Regions from separate parts of the Homo sapiens genome. Here region 1 is linked to region 2. A link is an interaction called in ENCODE POLR2A ChIA-PET data of the cell type or tissue named here. Cell type or tissue: GM12878. All regions are shown on one strand. Region 1 overlaps GATAD2B (GATA zinc finger domain containing 2B). Region 2 overlaps GATAD2B (GATA zinc finger domain containing 2B).

The links. ChIA-PET counts read pairs that join two places held together with the same protein. Peaks named below come from ENCODE experiments on the same cell type or tissue, not always from the same donor. Only the 100,000 strongest peaks of a DNase experiment are listed, where the experiment ranks them.
Region 1: POLR2A ChIA-PET joins it to region 2 with 10 read pairs; 13 of 35 experiments call an interaction of 5 or more read pairs at or near these places.

Annotation. Positions count from the first base shown.
Region 1 is chr1:153,850,767-153,858,766 of GRCh38, forward strand. All of the region lies in intron 1 of GATAD2B (GATA zinc finger domain containing 2B), which reads right to left. It also overlaps the pseudogene LOC645965. Among named protein-coding and RNA genes, the nearest start is that of GATAD2B, 68 kb to the right of the region's middle. In GM12878, no CTCF peak of the experiment used is centred here; a DNase peak (open chromatin) is centred at 3,715; H3K4me3 peaks cover 589 bases; H3K27ac peaks cover 1,860 bases.
Region 2 is chr1:153,905,064-153,913,063 of GRCh38, forward strand. The region is part of intron 1 of GATAD2B (GATA zinc finger domain containing 2B); the gene reads right to left. Among named protein-coding and RNA genes, the nearest start is that of GATAD2B, 14 kb to the right of the region's middle. RefSeq lists an enhancer at 1-111. In GM12878, no CTCF peak of the experiment used is centred here; no DNase peak of the experiment used is centred here.

The DNA of each region.
Region 1 (8,000 bases), 54 kb before region 2:
AAAAATTAGCCAGGCGTGGTGGTGTGCGCCTATAATCTCAGCTACTCAGGAGGCTGCGGCAGGAGAATCGCTTGAACCTAGGAGGCGGAGGTTGCAGTGAGCCGGGAACGCGCCACTACACTACAGCCTGGGTGACAGAGCAAGACTCCACCTCAAAAAAAAAAAAGTTTTTTTTTGTTTTATTGTGGTAAAAACACTTAACACAAGATCTACCCTCTTAACAAATTTTCAAGTGTACAATACATTAATGTTGACTATAGGTACAGTGTTGTATGGCAGATCTCTAGAGCTTTTTCCCGTTTGACATTAATTTTACATACATTGTTTAGCAACTCCCCAATTTCTCCTCCCCCTCAGCCTTTGGCAACCACCATTTGACTCTGTCAACCTATGAATCTGACTAGATACCTCACATAAGTAGACTCACATAGTTATTTATCTTTCTGTGACTGTATTATTTCCCTTAGCATAATGTCCTCAAGCTTCATCCATGTTGTCACTCTTTGGGATCCTGATTTTATTTTGGATAAATATCTAGAAGCATGATTGCTAGACCATCTGGTAGTTCTATATTTAATATGTCAAGGAACCTCCATACTGTTTTCCATAGTGGCCGCTTGTACCATTTTGCATTCCCACCAACAGTGTGCAAGGGTTCCAATTTCTTCACTCCCTTGCCACTTAAAAAAAATAGCCATCTTGACATTGACAGGTGTGAAGTGATGATATTTCATTGTGGTTTTGATGTGTACTTCTCTGATGATTAGCAATGTTGAGCAATTTTTCATATACTTGGCCACTTTTATGTCTTCTTTGGAGAATGTCTATTCAGGTCCTTTGTCCATTTTTTTTTTAATCTTACAGTGAATTATATTGAATTCAAAGGTAGTATTCCTATTTGAGAAATAAAAAACTAAAATCAAGTTGTACAAGCAATCATCATGAGATAAATCAGTAAAGAGGCCTGCTCAGATCATACCAGAGCAGACACCAGTTTCTACCCCAGCCCGCATGAAGATGTTTTTATTCAACACAAACAGTAACAGAGGGTAACACAATGGCCACAGAATGAGAACATAAGTGCACTTGAATTTTTTGTGAGTTCTGGCTAGGCTCTAACAAGCCTAGCATTCTTTTCTTACCAGGTGAACAGAAATCATCTGCTAAAGCCAGAAACTTTAAAGCTCTTAATCCAGCTGGAAATAACTATAATTGAGGGCCTTTTTACTAGCTACTTGCTTCCCAATTTAGGGTTGCCTAGCAGGGTTAATTTCAACATAACGAAAGGTGTTAACTGGCTGGCCGCATCATTCACTGGTGACAGGGGCAAGTTTAATGAGTTTTGTGCTCAGATCGCTGGGCCTCCTGGCTGCTCTTGTCCATCTCTGCACTTTGGTCCTAAGCATTCTGAGACTCAGTCAGTTGAGGGTGAAAGGGACCTACCAGCCAGTTGAGGGGCATGTTGTTAACAAGAAATCCATCAAGTCATCTAAAGATTCCTTCATTTTCTGCAGCTGCCCCTTGCTAGAAGTGGAGGCTGTCAGACACTTCCTCAAAGGAGGCAGCATTGCAGAACACTGAGTAGATGTCGCCTGCCATCACCCTCATATGCTTGGCCTGACCTTGGATGTTCTGTGGTCATCATGGATGTTGGACAGAAGGCCGTGGCATGTGGTCTGGAGCTGCTAAGTCAGGTTGCAGGCAATAGCAAGAGTACGTGACTCGATGTGCTCTGCACAGTGGGACTCATCAGTATCATCGTATCCAATATTCCTTTTCCACTCCACCCATGAGAGCTAGAGCTTATCCTGAGCATCCTGAATTTTCTGATTGGCACTATGCACACTCTTCCTGGCAAATTCAATCAAGTGAACAGAAGAACGGAGCTGAGAAATGGTCTCTTGGCTTTTTTGCTTAGCTTCTTTAACCCTGCTGAGAGCCTGCTCATACGAAGTGAAGCTTGGTAGACAGGGAGTGAAGCTTGGTAGACAGGGATCCCAGTCTAACATAACAACTTGGCTTCTGAACCATATCATATCCTTCAACTTTTTTTGCTTCTTTTTCTAGTTCTTCCCCAGTGAGAGGGAGGTACTGTCCTACCAAGAGCTCTGATTTGGTGAGCGCATGTTCCAAGCCACTGCTCATGAGCTGCATTATCTGACTTCCTAAGCTTGTGTTAATGCTGCCACTGACACAGACTTGGGTCTTCTCCACAGTGCCAGTCACTACCCCTTTGGTCTTGTCCATCAACCCTGTGATGAATCCTTGGCCCCAGTCACAGTAGTCGTCACAGCATCTTTTGCCCCAGTCACAGCACCTTTGGCATTGGCAACAACCTGAGTTGATGGCTGATTCAGAATAGGCAGTCTCTCCTCAATCCTGTCTAGCCCCTTACAGACACGGATATTGGCAACTGCAATTTGCAGCTCTAGCTTCTGGATGATGGGCAGAGCACACTGGTCATGGCCACCGAGGTGATGGTCTTCACACCCTTCCCTGCCATCTCACACACAGACTTCAAGTAGGACACTGGTCCTTTGTACTGACATGGGCTGAGGACATGGGGTCATATGTGGAGCTCATCAAGGGCAGGTTGACCACCCGAGTCATCACACTCAGTTGTGGATCAACTGCAACAGATGCCATTTTTCTTCCTGGAGAAATAAATCAACGGACGGCAGTGAAGCGCCTATTTTTTAATATACATATATTTTTTGCTACTGAGTTGTATGAGTTCCTTACATATGTTGGAGATTAACCCCTTATCAAATATATGGTTCACAAACATTTCCTCACATTTTGTAGATTGCCTTTCCATTCTGCTGTTTGCTGTGCAGAAGCTTTTTAGGTTGATGCAGTTCCACTTGCTTTTGTTGCCTGTGTTTTTGATGTCATATCCACGAAATCATTGCCAAGACCAATGTCATAATGCTTTTTCCCTGTTTTCTTCTTATGAGTTTTATAGTTTCAGGTCTTATGTTTAACTCTTTAATCCATTTTGGGTTGATTTTTGTGTACAGTACAAGATAATTTCATTATTTTGCTGTGGATATCCACTTTTCCCAACAACATTTGTTGGAGGGACTATCCTTGCCCTATTGATCCTTTCCTTATTGTATATTCTTGAGTCCAAACATAAATTTTCAGGAGACATTCCCATCTACCCCCAGCCAGAGCCCAAGCTGAGACACAGAAGTTTCCTTGTTTCCTCAAACTAGTAGATGGAATTTTCTGTGGTCCCTTCCTTTCTCTTGAGTATGAACCTTCAAGGCTCCCTGCTTTATATAGAGATTTGCATTTCTAACTCTGTTCCATACAGGCCTAAGGCTCATGGACATTAAAACGAAGCCTTTAGGCCAGGCACGGTGGCTCACACCTGTAATCCCAGCACTTTGGGAGGCTGAAACGGGCGGATCGTGAGGTCAGGAGATCGAGACCGTCCTGGCTAACATGGTAAAACCCCGTCTCTACTAAAAATACAAAAAAATTAGCTGGGCTTGGTGGTGGGCACCTGTAGTCCCAGCTACTCGGGAGGCTGAGAGAGGAGAATGGTGTGAACCCGGGAGGTGGAGCTTGCAGTGAGCCGAGATCTTGCCACTGCACTCCAGCCTGGGCGACAGAGCAAGACTCCGTCTCAAAAAACAAACAAACAAACAAACAAAAACCAAGCCTTTCAGTAACTGAGACTAGGCAAAGCACCCAGAAATACCACAGCATTAAGTAACATGCATACTGCTCATTTTCAGTTCCTCTTTCATTTGCAGTCCCTGAGAATTTTCCTTAATTCTTTCAGGCTCAACTAGCTATACATTTTTAAAAGTTTGTTTAAAAATTAAAAAATAGTTGTTACATTTCATCCAGCATTACTAGGTGTTTTGTAATGAAATAGCAGAAGTGTTTTAGGTTATATAGTCTATTATACTGCCATTATAAAATATGCTGGTCTGGAAATTTAACATTTATTTTCATAAGAACTAGTTCAGTTCATATAAACAAAATAACTCCACAGACGACTAATTGCAAAAGGAAAAACACATCTTAACAATGGAACAATCTTGCTGTTACCTTACCGTAGGGATCAAACTTTTCACTGCAGGCATTGAGACAATTAACATGGAAACAATCTGACAAATCTACAATGTGGAACATATTTCAAATCAATGAGCACGGTCTCTTCAAAAAAGTTGATATAAAAAAAAAGAGGTGGTGATACAGACTGTTCTAGGTTAAGAGAGACTTACAGACATAATCAAATATAATGTATAATCTTTGATTGAATCTTGGTTTAAACACAGCTACAAAAGATACTATGGGGAACTGGGTAAATTTTCAAATGGACTAAGTATTAAATAATATTAGGGAATTATTATTAATCTTGTTGGTTATAATGGTATTGTGGTTGAATAGGAGATTGTCCGTATTTTTTTGAAACGTAACTGTAGCATTAGCTTTCTTTTTGTTTTTTTTTTTTGTTGTTGTTGTTTTTGAGACAGAGTCTTGCTCTGTTGCCCAGACTGGAGTGCAAGATCTCAGCTCACTGTAACTTCTGCCTCCTGGGCTCAAGTGATTCTCTCACCTCAGCCTCCCGAGTAGCTGGGATTACAGACAGGTGTCCCCACGCCCGGCTAATTTTTGTATTTTTAGTAGAGACAGGGTTTTCCTATGTTGGCCAGGCAGGTCTCAAACTCCTGACCTCTAGTGATCCACCCACCTTCCCCCTCCCAAAGTGCTGGGATTACGGGCGTGAGCCCAGCCTACTATTAGTTTTCTATGGCTGCTATAATAAATTACCACAAATTTAGTGGCTTAAACACAATACAAATTGTATTACCTTTCATTCAGAAAGTCATTAAGTCTAAAATGGGTCTAATTAGGCTAAATTCAAGGTATGAGTATGGCTCCTACTTATTTTATATATTTTTTTTTTACACAGGGTCTGGCTCTGTCACCTGGGCTGGAGTACAGTGGCATGATCTCGGCTCACTGCAACCTCTGCCTCCTGCAGCTCAAGCGATTCTCCCACCTCAGCCTCTGGGACTGGGAGTAGCTGGGACTACAGGTGCGCATCACCACGCCCAGCTAATTTTTGTATTTTTTGTAAAGATGGGTTTTTGCCATGTTGCCCAGGCTGGTCTCGAACTCCTGGCCTCAACTGATTCATCCGCCTTGGCCTCCCAAAGTGCTGGGATTACAGGCATGAGTCACCGTGCCCAGTCAGCTCCTACATTTCTTCTGGAGTCTCTAGAGGAAAATCCATTGTCCTGCTGTTCCCTGCTACAGACAATCTACTCTGCTGGGTTCATGGCCACTTTCCTCATCTTCAAGTATCAGGCCTACTCCTCTGACTGCCAACTCTTTGACACTCTTCTGCCTCCTTTAGGACCCTTATGATTATATTGGCCCACCTGGATAATCTAGAATAATTTCCACATTTTAAGGTCAACTGATTAGCAACCTTAATTCCATCTGCCATCTTAATTCTCTGTTGCCATGAAACGGAACATATTCACAGGTTATGGGGGCTGGAGTATAGACATCTTGGGAGAAGGGGCATTATTTTGCCTACCACAGCAATCTTAAGTATTTAGAGGTGAAAGTCTAAAACTTACTTTGAAGTGGTTTAGAAAAAATGTTTATGCTATATATCAACAGCATATTGGTATGTGCCAAGCAAATATGGCAAAATATTCACTGCTGAACAAGATGGTAGTTACACAGCTGTTGCTCGTACTACTCTATTTTTCTATATGCTTAAATATTTTCAATTTAAAATTTAAAAACTAAAAACATTTAAAACTTTAAGATTAAAAAAATTAAAACAAATAAGCTGAACACAATGGATTCCTTTTTCTAAAAATGTCTACTGAGCACGGTAGCACACACCTGTAATCCCAGCACTTTGGGAAACTGAGGTGGAAGGATCACTTGAGGCCAAGAGTTCAAGATCTGGGCAACATAGCGAGACCCCCATCTCTAATAAATAAACCAACTAACCAAAAAAAAGAAAGAAAGAAAAAAGAATGCCTTTAACTTGACCACTCAGAACTGGAAAGTAATGTGGCAGAACATGGACAGTCCATGACATTTAATTGAGCAGTATGAAATGCAAGTAGCCTAGCCCTCCAGATACTATGGATATGGTTACTTGTTGGCTTGTAAGGGATTAAATTCCTTTTTGCATGCAGATGATAGGGTTTCATCTGAAGACTGAAATGATTATGTTAATCATCACAGCCCTATTTGCCTTGGGGAAAAAACATATCAGATAAGAAACCTGGACTACTATGTCTTCCTTTTGTATGTAAAAAGGAATAAACAGTATGCTTTATAATTCCTTATAAAGCATAACTTAAATATACATATGCATATGCATATATATATATATATATATAAATTGGCCGGGCGCAGTGGCTCACACCAGCAATGCCCAGCACTTTAGGAGGCCAAGGCAGGCGGATCACCTGAGGTCAGGAGTTTGAGACCAGCCTGGCCAACATAGTGAAACCCTGTCTCCACCAAAAATACAAAATTTAGCTGGGTGTGGTGGTGCGCACTTGGAGTCCCAGCTACTCGGGAGGCTGAGGCAGGAAAATCGCTTGAACCCGGGAGGCGGAGGTTGCAGTGAGCCAAGATCGCGCCACTGCACTCTAGCCTGGGCGACAGAGGGAGACTCTCAAATGTGTGTGTGTGTAATTATAACTTGCCTTTGATATAGTGTCCCTTCATAGAAAACGGATGCCCTTTTCTACTGTAGGCACTAATTAAATTAGTGGCACCTGATAAACTTTTCACATTGATAAAATATGTAAAACTTAGTCACTATATTCACTATAGTCCCCTTATCAAGTTAGAAAGTGGGAGGTAAAAAAGGAGAGAGAGATGTCTCTGGAATGGTCCTGGAACATGAGTCCTTAAGATATTTATAATCAAGAAGCGCTGAAATCATCATCCATTCTTACATGTGAAGAAGAGCTCCTTTGTAGTTTGCCTTCTGCCACAGGAGACATCAATCAGCCAGAGGTCCAAGACCTGTTTACCCCTACGTAATGTTTTTTAAAACTCTGAATTAGATAATCCAACAAGACCTTCTTTCTGAAGGCTGGAAGCAATAAGAACTTCCATCTCATTGAAGAGGTCAAGTGAAGATTCTTTTGAAATCATTCAGTTTTGAAGCACCTACCTAGTATTGTAAGAAATACAAATAATTTGACAGTGAATTCAAGGATAATATAGTAACTGGAGAAATCTGGAGATGCAATTGCTCTCAAATAGAGAAGAGGCCCAGTAACAAGAATGTTAAAATGTGGCTGACTTCAAGAATAGGATCAAGGTCTCAAACTAGATAGTTCTGAATTCTTCCCCCTTCCTATAAGGTTGTTCTTTCTTCTGCCTGGTGAGTTATGGGAGAGTGACGGGATATCCTTCCTTCCAATCTAACTTATTTCTCTTCTTATAGTCCATATTTATAATAAAGACATCATCATTCCCTTTATTGAGTTAAAAATCCAGAAATCAGGCTGGGGGCATGGTGGCTTACACCTGTAATCCCAGCACTTTGGGAGGCCAAGGTGGGCAAGAGTTCAAGATCAGCCTGGGCAACATGGCAAAACCCCATGTCTACAAAAAACACGAGTTCAAGACCAGCCTAGGCAACATGGCAAAGCCCCATCTCTACAAAAAATAGAAAAATTAGCCCAGGATGGTGGCATGCACCTGCGGTCCCAGCTACCCAGGAGGCTGAGGTGGGAGGATCGCTTGAGCTCAGGAGGTCAAGGCTGCAGTGAGCCGAGATCATGCCATTGCATTCCAGCCTGGGGAACAGAGCGAGACCATGTCTCATAAACAAAGCCCCGGCTACTCAGGAGGCTGAGGCGTGAGGATCACTTGGGTCTATGTAAAGGCTGAAGTGAGCCATGACTGTATCACTACACTCCAGCCTAGGTGACAAGGCAAGACCCTATCTCCAAAAAAGAAAAGAGAAACAATCAAATTGCATATGT
Region 2 (8,000 bases):
TCGAACTCCTGACCTCAGGTGATCTGCCTGCCACAGCTTCCCAAAGTGCTGGGGTTACAGGCATGAGCCACTGCACCTGGCCAAGAGCAACACAATACATAAAGAAAAATACCCAGCCTGACCAATATGGTGAAACTCCGTCTCTAATAAAAATACAAACAATTAGCCGGGCGTGGTGGCAGGCGCCCTGTAGTCTCAGCTACTTGGGAGGCTGAGACAGGGAGAATCTCTTGGACCCGGGAGGTGGAGGTTGCAGTGAGCAGAGATCACGCCACCGCACTCCAGCCTGGGTGACAGAGCCTGACTCGGTCTCAAAAAAAATAAGAAAAATACAGTGATTCAAGGGCCTAGGTGAAATAAAAACTATCTATAACTGAGCAGAATCCCATTCAGATTTTTAGCCCAAAGTAAAAAACTATGTGAAAAGAAAAACCCATCCTAAAATTCATATGGCATCTCAAGGAAGCCCAAACAGCCAAAACAATTTTGGAAAAAAAAAAAAAAAAAAAAAAGAACAAAGTCAGACGACTCATTCTTCCTGATTCCAAAACTTACTACGTAACTACAGTAATCAAAACAGTGTGGTAGCCCGGCATAGTGGCACCTGCCTGTAATCCCAGCTACTCGGGAGGCTGAAGCAGGAAAACTGCTTGAGCCCAGGAGTTTGAAACCATGCCTGGGCAACATAGCAAGAACCAGTCTCTCAAACAAAAAAAAAAAAAGCCGGGTGCAGTGGCTCACGCCTGTAATCCCAGCACTTTGGGAGGCCGAGGTGGGCAGATCACCTGAGGTCAAGAGTTCGAGACCAGCCTGGCCAACATGGTGAAACCCTACCTCTACTAAAAATACAAAAATTAGCTGGGTGTGGTGGCATACATCTGTAATCTCAGCTACTAGGGAGGCTGAGACAGGAGAATCGCTTGAAACTGGGAGTCGGAGGTTGCACTGGGCCGAGATCACGCCACTGCACTCCAGCCTGGTGACAGAGGGAGGTTCCCTCTCAAAAAAAAAAAAAAAAGCTCCCCTCCCCCGCACCCCACACACACACACACAAAACAGTGTGGGGCCAGGCGTGGTGGCTCATACCTGTAGTCTCAGCACTTGGAGAGCCAGAGGCTCTCTTGATCTCACTTGATTTGAGGTCAGGAGTTCGAGACCAGCCTGGCCAATATGGTGAAACCCCATCTCTACTAAAAAATACAAAAATTAGCCAGGTGTGGTGGCGTGTGCCTGTAGTTCCAGCCACTCGGGAGGCTGAAGCAGGAGAATCACTTGAATCTGGGAGGCAGAGGTTGCAGTGAACCAAGATTGTGCCACTGCACTCCAGCCTGGGCGACAGAGCCAGACTCTGTCTTAACAACAAAAAATTAACACAAAATATTGTTCTTTTACAAGTTGCTGTAACACATTTACAGCAATACAAAAATGATACAATACAAAAAGTAAATTTAAAAAAATGAGAAAAAACACAAAATAAATGAAAGACTAAACAGAAGAGCTAACACTCTTAGATGCTTCATGATGTTGGACTTGACAATGATTTATTAGACACCAAAAGCACAGGCAAAAAAGGAAAAAAAAACAACAGATAAACTGGACTTCATCAAAATTAAATTTTTTGTGCATCAAAGGACACTACAGAGTGAAAGGGCAACCCACTGAATGAGAATCATATATGTGGATAATGGATTAAAATCCAGAATATACAAAGAACTCCTACAACTTAGAAACAAAAACAACAACAAAAACCCAATTAAAAACTAAGCAAAGGATCTGAATAGACATGTCTCCAAAGGAAATATACGAATAGCCAATAAGCACCTGAAAAGATGATCAACATCACTAATCTTAGGGAATTACAAATCAAAACCACAATGAGACAGCACCTCACATCCACTAGAATTCCTATTCAAAAACAAACAAACAAAAAATAATAACAAGTGTTGGCAGGGACGTGGAGGGACTGGAACCTTTGTGCATTGCTGACAGAAATGTAAATGATACAGTTACTGTGGAAAACTGTAACAATTACTCAAAAACCGAATTATCATGAATTATCATGATCTAACAATTTCAATTCTGGATATATATCCTATACGCAAAACAATCGAAAGCAGGGACTCAAGCAGATATCTGCCCAGTCATGTTCACAGCAGCCTTGTTTGCAACAGCCGAAGGCGGAAACAATCCAGATATCCACCAACCGATGAATGGATAAACAAAATGAGATATTTACATACAAAGGAATATTATTCAGCCTTAAAAAATGAAATTCTGATACATGCTACAACATGGATAAATCATGAAGATATTTTCAGTGTAATAAGCCAGACACAAAAGGACAAATGTGGTATGATTCCATTTATATGAAGTACCTGAAGTAGTCAAATTTATAGAAACAAAGTAGAATGGTGACTGCCAGGAACTGCGGAGAGGGGAGAATGGGAGTTATAGTTCAATATATACAAAGTTTCAGTTTGGGAAGATGAAGAAGTTCTGGAGATTAATGCTGGTGTTGGTTACACAACATCAATGTATTTAATGCCACTAAACTGTATACTTTAAAAGGGTAAATTTTTTTTTTTTTTTTTTTGAGATGGAGTCTCGCTCTGTCACCCAGGTTGGGATGCAGTGGCGTGAGCTCGGCTCACTGCAACCTCTGCCTCCCAGGTACAAGCAATTCTCCTGTCTCAGCCTCCTGAGTAGCTGGGACTACAAATGCCTGCCACCACACCCAGCTAATTTTTTTTGTGTTGTTTGAGATGGAGTTTTGCTCTGTCACCCAGGCTGGAGTGCAGTGGCATGATCTCGGCTCATTGCAACCTCCGCCTCCTGGGTTCAAGCGATTCTTCTGCCTCAGCCTCCTGAGTAGCTGGGATTACAGGCATGCGCCACCACGTTCAGCTAATTTTTGTATTTTTAGTAGAGACTGGGTTTCACCATGTTGCTAAGACTGATCTTGAACTCCTGACCTCATGATCTGCCTGCCTTGGCCTCCCAAAGTGCTGGGACTACAGGCGTGAGCCATCACGCCCAGCCTAAGATGGTAAATTTTATGTTATGTACATTTTAACACAAACACACACTCACGCACGCACACATCTATGTGCCAGGTTTACCATTATCTTTTTTACAAGAATGACTAACAGGCTGGGTACCATGGCTCATGCCTGTAATCTCACCACTTTGGGAGGCTAAGGTGGGAGGACTGCTTGAGCCTAGGAGTTTGAGACTAGCCTGGGCAACACAGCAAGACCCCATCGCTATAAAATTTTAAAAAATGAAAAGTAAAACATAACTAACATTTACTGGACATTTACAATCTGTCAGGCACAGAGAAGTTAAGTAAAAGATCTTACAACTAACTAAACGGTGGAGCAGAAATTTGAACCCAGGACTTTTTGACACCAGAAACATACTTTTTTTTTTTTTGAGACGGAGTTTCGCTCGTTGCCCAGGCTGGAATCCAATGTCGCAATCTTGCAACCTCCGCCTCCCGGGTTCCAGCGATTCTCCTGCCTCAGCCTTCCCAGTAGCTGGGATTAGAAGCATGTGCCACCACGCCCAGCTAATTTTATGCTTTTAGTAGAAACAGGGATTCTCCATATTGATCAGGCTGGTCTTGAACTCCTGACCTCAGGTGATCCGCCCGCCTGGCCCTCCCAAAGTGCTGGGATTACAGGTGTGAGCCACCGCACCTGGCCTAGAAACATACTTGGAAAAAAAAAAAAAAAAAAAAGAAAGAAAGAAAGAAACAAGGTTGTGTTTTATCCCCAAGGCTGGAACACAGTGGTGCAATCCTAGGTCACTGCAGCCTCTAACTCCTAAGCTCAAGCAATTCTCCTGCCTCAGCCTCCCAAAGTGCTCTGGAACACGGATTACATCTCAGCACTTTAGGAGGCCGAGGTAGGAGGACTGCTTGAGCCCAAGAGTTCGAGACCTGCCTGGACAACACAGCGAGATTCCCATCCCCACAAAATTTATTTTAAAAATTAGCTGGGTATGGTGGCATGTGCCTGTGGTCTCAGCTACTTGGGAGACTAAGGCGCAAGAATCACTTGAGCCCAGGAAGTGAGGGCTGTAGTGAGCCATGATCACACAACTGCATTCCAGCCTGGGCAAGAGAGCAAAATCTTGTCTCATTAAAAATAATTTTTTTTTCTTTTTTGACACGGAGTCTTGCTCTGTCGCCCAGGCTGGAGTACAGTGGCGCAATCTGGGCTCACTGCAACCTCCGCCTCCTGGGTTCACGCCATTCTCCTGCCTCAGCCTCCCGAGTAGCTGGGACTACAGGCGCCCACCACCATGACGACTAATTTTTTGTATTTTTAGTAGAGATGGGGTTTCACTGTGGTCTCGATCTCCTGACCTCATGATCCACCCGCCTTGGCCTCCTAAAGTGCTGGGATTACAGGCGTGAGCCACCATGCCCGGCCACATTAAAAATAATTTTTAAGGCCAGGCACGATGGCTCATGCCTGTAATCACAGCACTTTGGGAAGCCACGGCAGGCAGATCACAAGTCAAAAGATCAAGACCATCCTGGCCAACATGGTGAAACCTGTCTCTATTAAAAATACAAAATTTGGCCAGGCGTGGTAGCTCAAGCCTATAATCCCAGCACTTTGGGAGACTGAGGGGGCGGGGGGGCAGATCACAAGGTCAGGAGTTCGAGACCAGCCTGGCCAACATGGTGAAACCCCACCTTTACTAAAAATACAAAAAAAAAAAAAAATTAGCTGGGTGTGGTGGCACACACCTGTAATCCCAGTTACTTGGGAGGCTGAGGCAGGAGAATCGCCTGAACCTGGGAGGCAGAGGTTGCAGTCAGCCGAGATGATGCCACTGCACTCCAGCCTGGGCAACAGAGCAAGACTCCATCTCAAAAAAAAAAAAAAAAAATTAGCTGGGCATGGTGGCGCATGCCTGTAGTTCCAGCCACTCAGGAGGCTGAGGCAGGCGAATTGCTTGAACCTAAGAGGCAGAGGTTGCAGTGAGCCAAGAATGCGCCACTGTACTCCAGCCTGGCAACAGAGTGAGACTCCGTCTCAAAATAATAATAATAATAATAATTTTTTAAAAAGTAATGTTATATGTATAGATATGTAAGCTTTCTAAAATACTGCCTAAAAATAAACAAGGAATTCATGGTGAATTGGTAAGCTACTAGTGATTTTCACACACAGATTAGAAGACCACTTGCCAAGCATGTACATTCCCCAACTTACAATGGCTCAACTTAAAATTTTTCGACTTTACGATGGTGTGAAGGTGATACACATTCAGTAGAAACTGTACTTCAAGTACACATACAACCATTCTGGTTTACACCTTTGGTATAATATTCAATAAATTACATAAGATATCCAACACTTTATTACAAAATAGGCTTTGGGCTGGGCGCAGTGGCTCATCCCTATAATCCCAGCACTTTGGGAGGCCAAGGTGGGTGGATCACCTGAGGTCAGGAGTTCAAGACCAGCCTGGCCGACATGGTGAATCCCCATTTCTACTAAAAATACAAAAATTAGCCAGACGTGGTGGCGAGCACCTGTAATTCCAGCTACTCAGGAGGCTGAGGCAGAAGAATCACTTGAACCCAGGAGGCAGAGGTTGCAGTGAGCCAAGACTGCGCCACTGTGCTCTAGCCTGGGTGACAGAGCAAGACTCTGTGTCAAAATAAATAAATAAATACAATAAATAAATAAATAAAATAGGCTTTATATTAAATAATTTTGTCCAACTGTAAGCTAATGTAAGCATTTCGAACACATTTAAGGTAAGCTAGGCTAAGCTATGACGTTTAGTAGGTTAGCTGTATTAAATGCATTTCTGACTTAGGCTATTTTCAACTTACAATAAGTTTACAGGGACATAACCTCATCGTAAATCAAAGAGCATCTGTATATAGTACAATAAAAGGTGTTCCCTACAGGTGAGAAGGTAGAGAAATATATCTCTAAAATATTTCGGTTCACAGAAGCTTTAAGAGTATCAGTGAGAAATTCAAGCATATTCTCTGGAACACAGATGTTCCAGGGAATAAAGTGAAAAAAGAGCAAAAGCTATTCTAGTTTAACCAAAGGAGAAAAGCTTTCAAGAAATTAAATGAAAAATATCCACTAAAAGTACCACCAATACTATTTGCTCATATCCAGCCACAAAAATTCAATTTATACACAACACTGAGAATGGTTGGTTTTTTTTAAAGAAAGACAGAGAGCAAGAGGAGAGAATGAGAGAGATACACATACACACAAATCAACAAAGTCTTCACAATAACCAACAAAAGAAAGAGCTAATGTGACACAGTTTAGGCAGCTCATTAAAGATTTACTAAGCAGTGCATCAACAAAATTAACAACAGAATTAAAAATGCACAACTTCCGGGCCAAGTGTGGTGGCTCACACCTGTAATCCCAGCACTTTGGGAGGCCGAGGCGGGTGGATCGCCTGAGGTCAGGAGTTCGCGACCAGCCTGACCAACATGGTGAAACCCTGTCTCTACCAAAAATACAAAAAATCAGCCGGGCATGGTGGTAGGCGCCTGTAATCCCAGCTACTCGGGAGGCTGAGGCAGGAGATTCACTTGAACTCGGGAGGCGGAGGTTGCAGTGAGCAGAGATCGCGCCACTGCACTCCAGCCTGGGCAACAAGAGTGAAACTCCATCTCAAAAAAAAACAAAAAACAAAAAAAACAAAGCCAACTTCCAAAGCCTTCTTCACTCAATTTATAAACCTATAAAATAATGGGTAAAAATCTCACTGTCCTCCTCTAATACCTCCGTGCACCATAACAGTATCCTTTATTCATCAGTCCTTTTATACCCTCAACACAACTGAATCTAGAACACAACACAAAAGTCACACATAAGCTACATTTTAATTTTTCTATTTTGATAAAACTTTATCATATTCTATTTTACTCTCCCTGTAATTATCAAGTATTCGCGGAGCCAGAATAGAAAGTTTAATTTGGAAATTAAAAATGCCCAGATTCTAACCTTAGTTATACTCTTCGGTGATATCTACCCAATATATTTGACAAAGTTAGGAACTTACAGTATAATATTAGGTAGATTTAAAGGCTTTCATAGTACAAAGTCATGCAACAATCAAAATGTTCATAAAGGGTGGTACCTATATATGTAAATTCATGAGTTCTCAAAAGAAATTGAAGAATTTTTTTTTCTTCACCAGCTCAGTTACAACTATCTTCCTGGGAATGCACTGAAGGTGAAGGCTAAGTTGGTTGACACAGCAAGAATCCGTCTCAAAATAAATAAATAAGCAAAACTTTCAAATTCTCTATACACTCAGGTGAGAAACTGAGAATTACTATCTGAATTATAAAATAAGAGAATGACACAGTAACACATAAATTTATGCATGGACACTTATTAAAGGCCAAACTGTAGTGCACAGAAAGAATGTCATGCTATTCACACCAAATTTCACAGAACCTAACGGTGCAATACTTCAAAGGTCTTCTGGCCAACCTGTCCACGGCAGTAGCAATACATGTGACCAACTGTTTCAATCCTTTTGATGGCAACACATCAATCTAGCCATGTAAATGTTAAAGAGTGATTGGAAAACCACCCCTCCTTAAAAAATGTTACCCTATTGAGCAAATTTTTTCAATTTCTTTACTGGTAGATTAAAATTTCACACTGCTAGATAAAAAGTTTGGAATCTAGGAGTGAACATCATTCAGATAACCTTTACGCCTTTATAAGACAGGACAGGCTGGGCACAGTGGCTCACACCTCTAATCCCAGCACTTTGGGAGGTCGAGGCAGGCGGATCACCTGAGGTCAGGAGTTCAAGACCAGCCTGGCCAACATGGTGAAACCCTGTCTCTACTAAAAATACAAAAATTAGCCAGGCGTGGTGGAGGGCACCTCCCAGCTATACGGGAGACTGAGGCAGGAGAATTGCTTGAACCCGGGAGGTAGAGGTTGCAGTGAGCCAAGATCACGATACTGCACTCCAGCCTG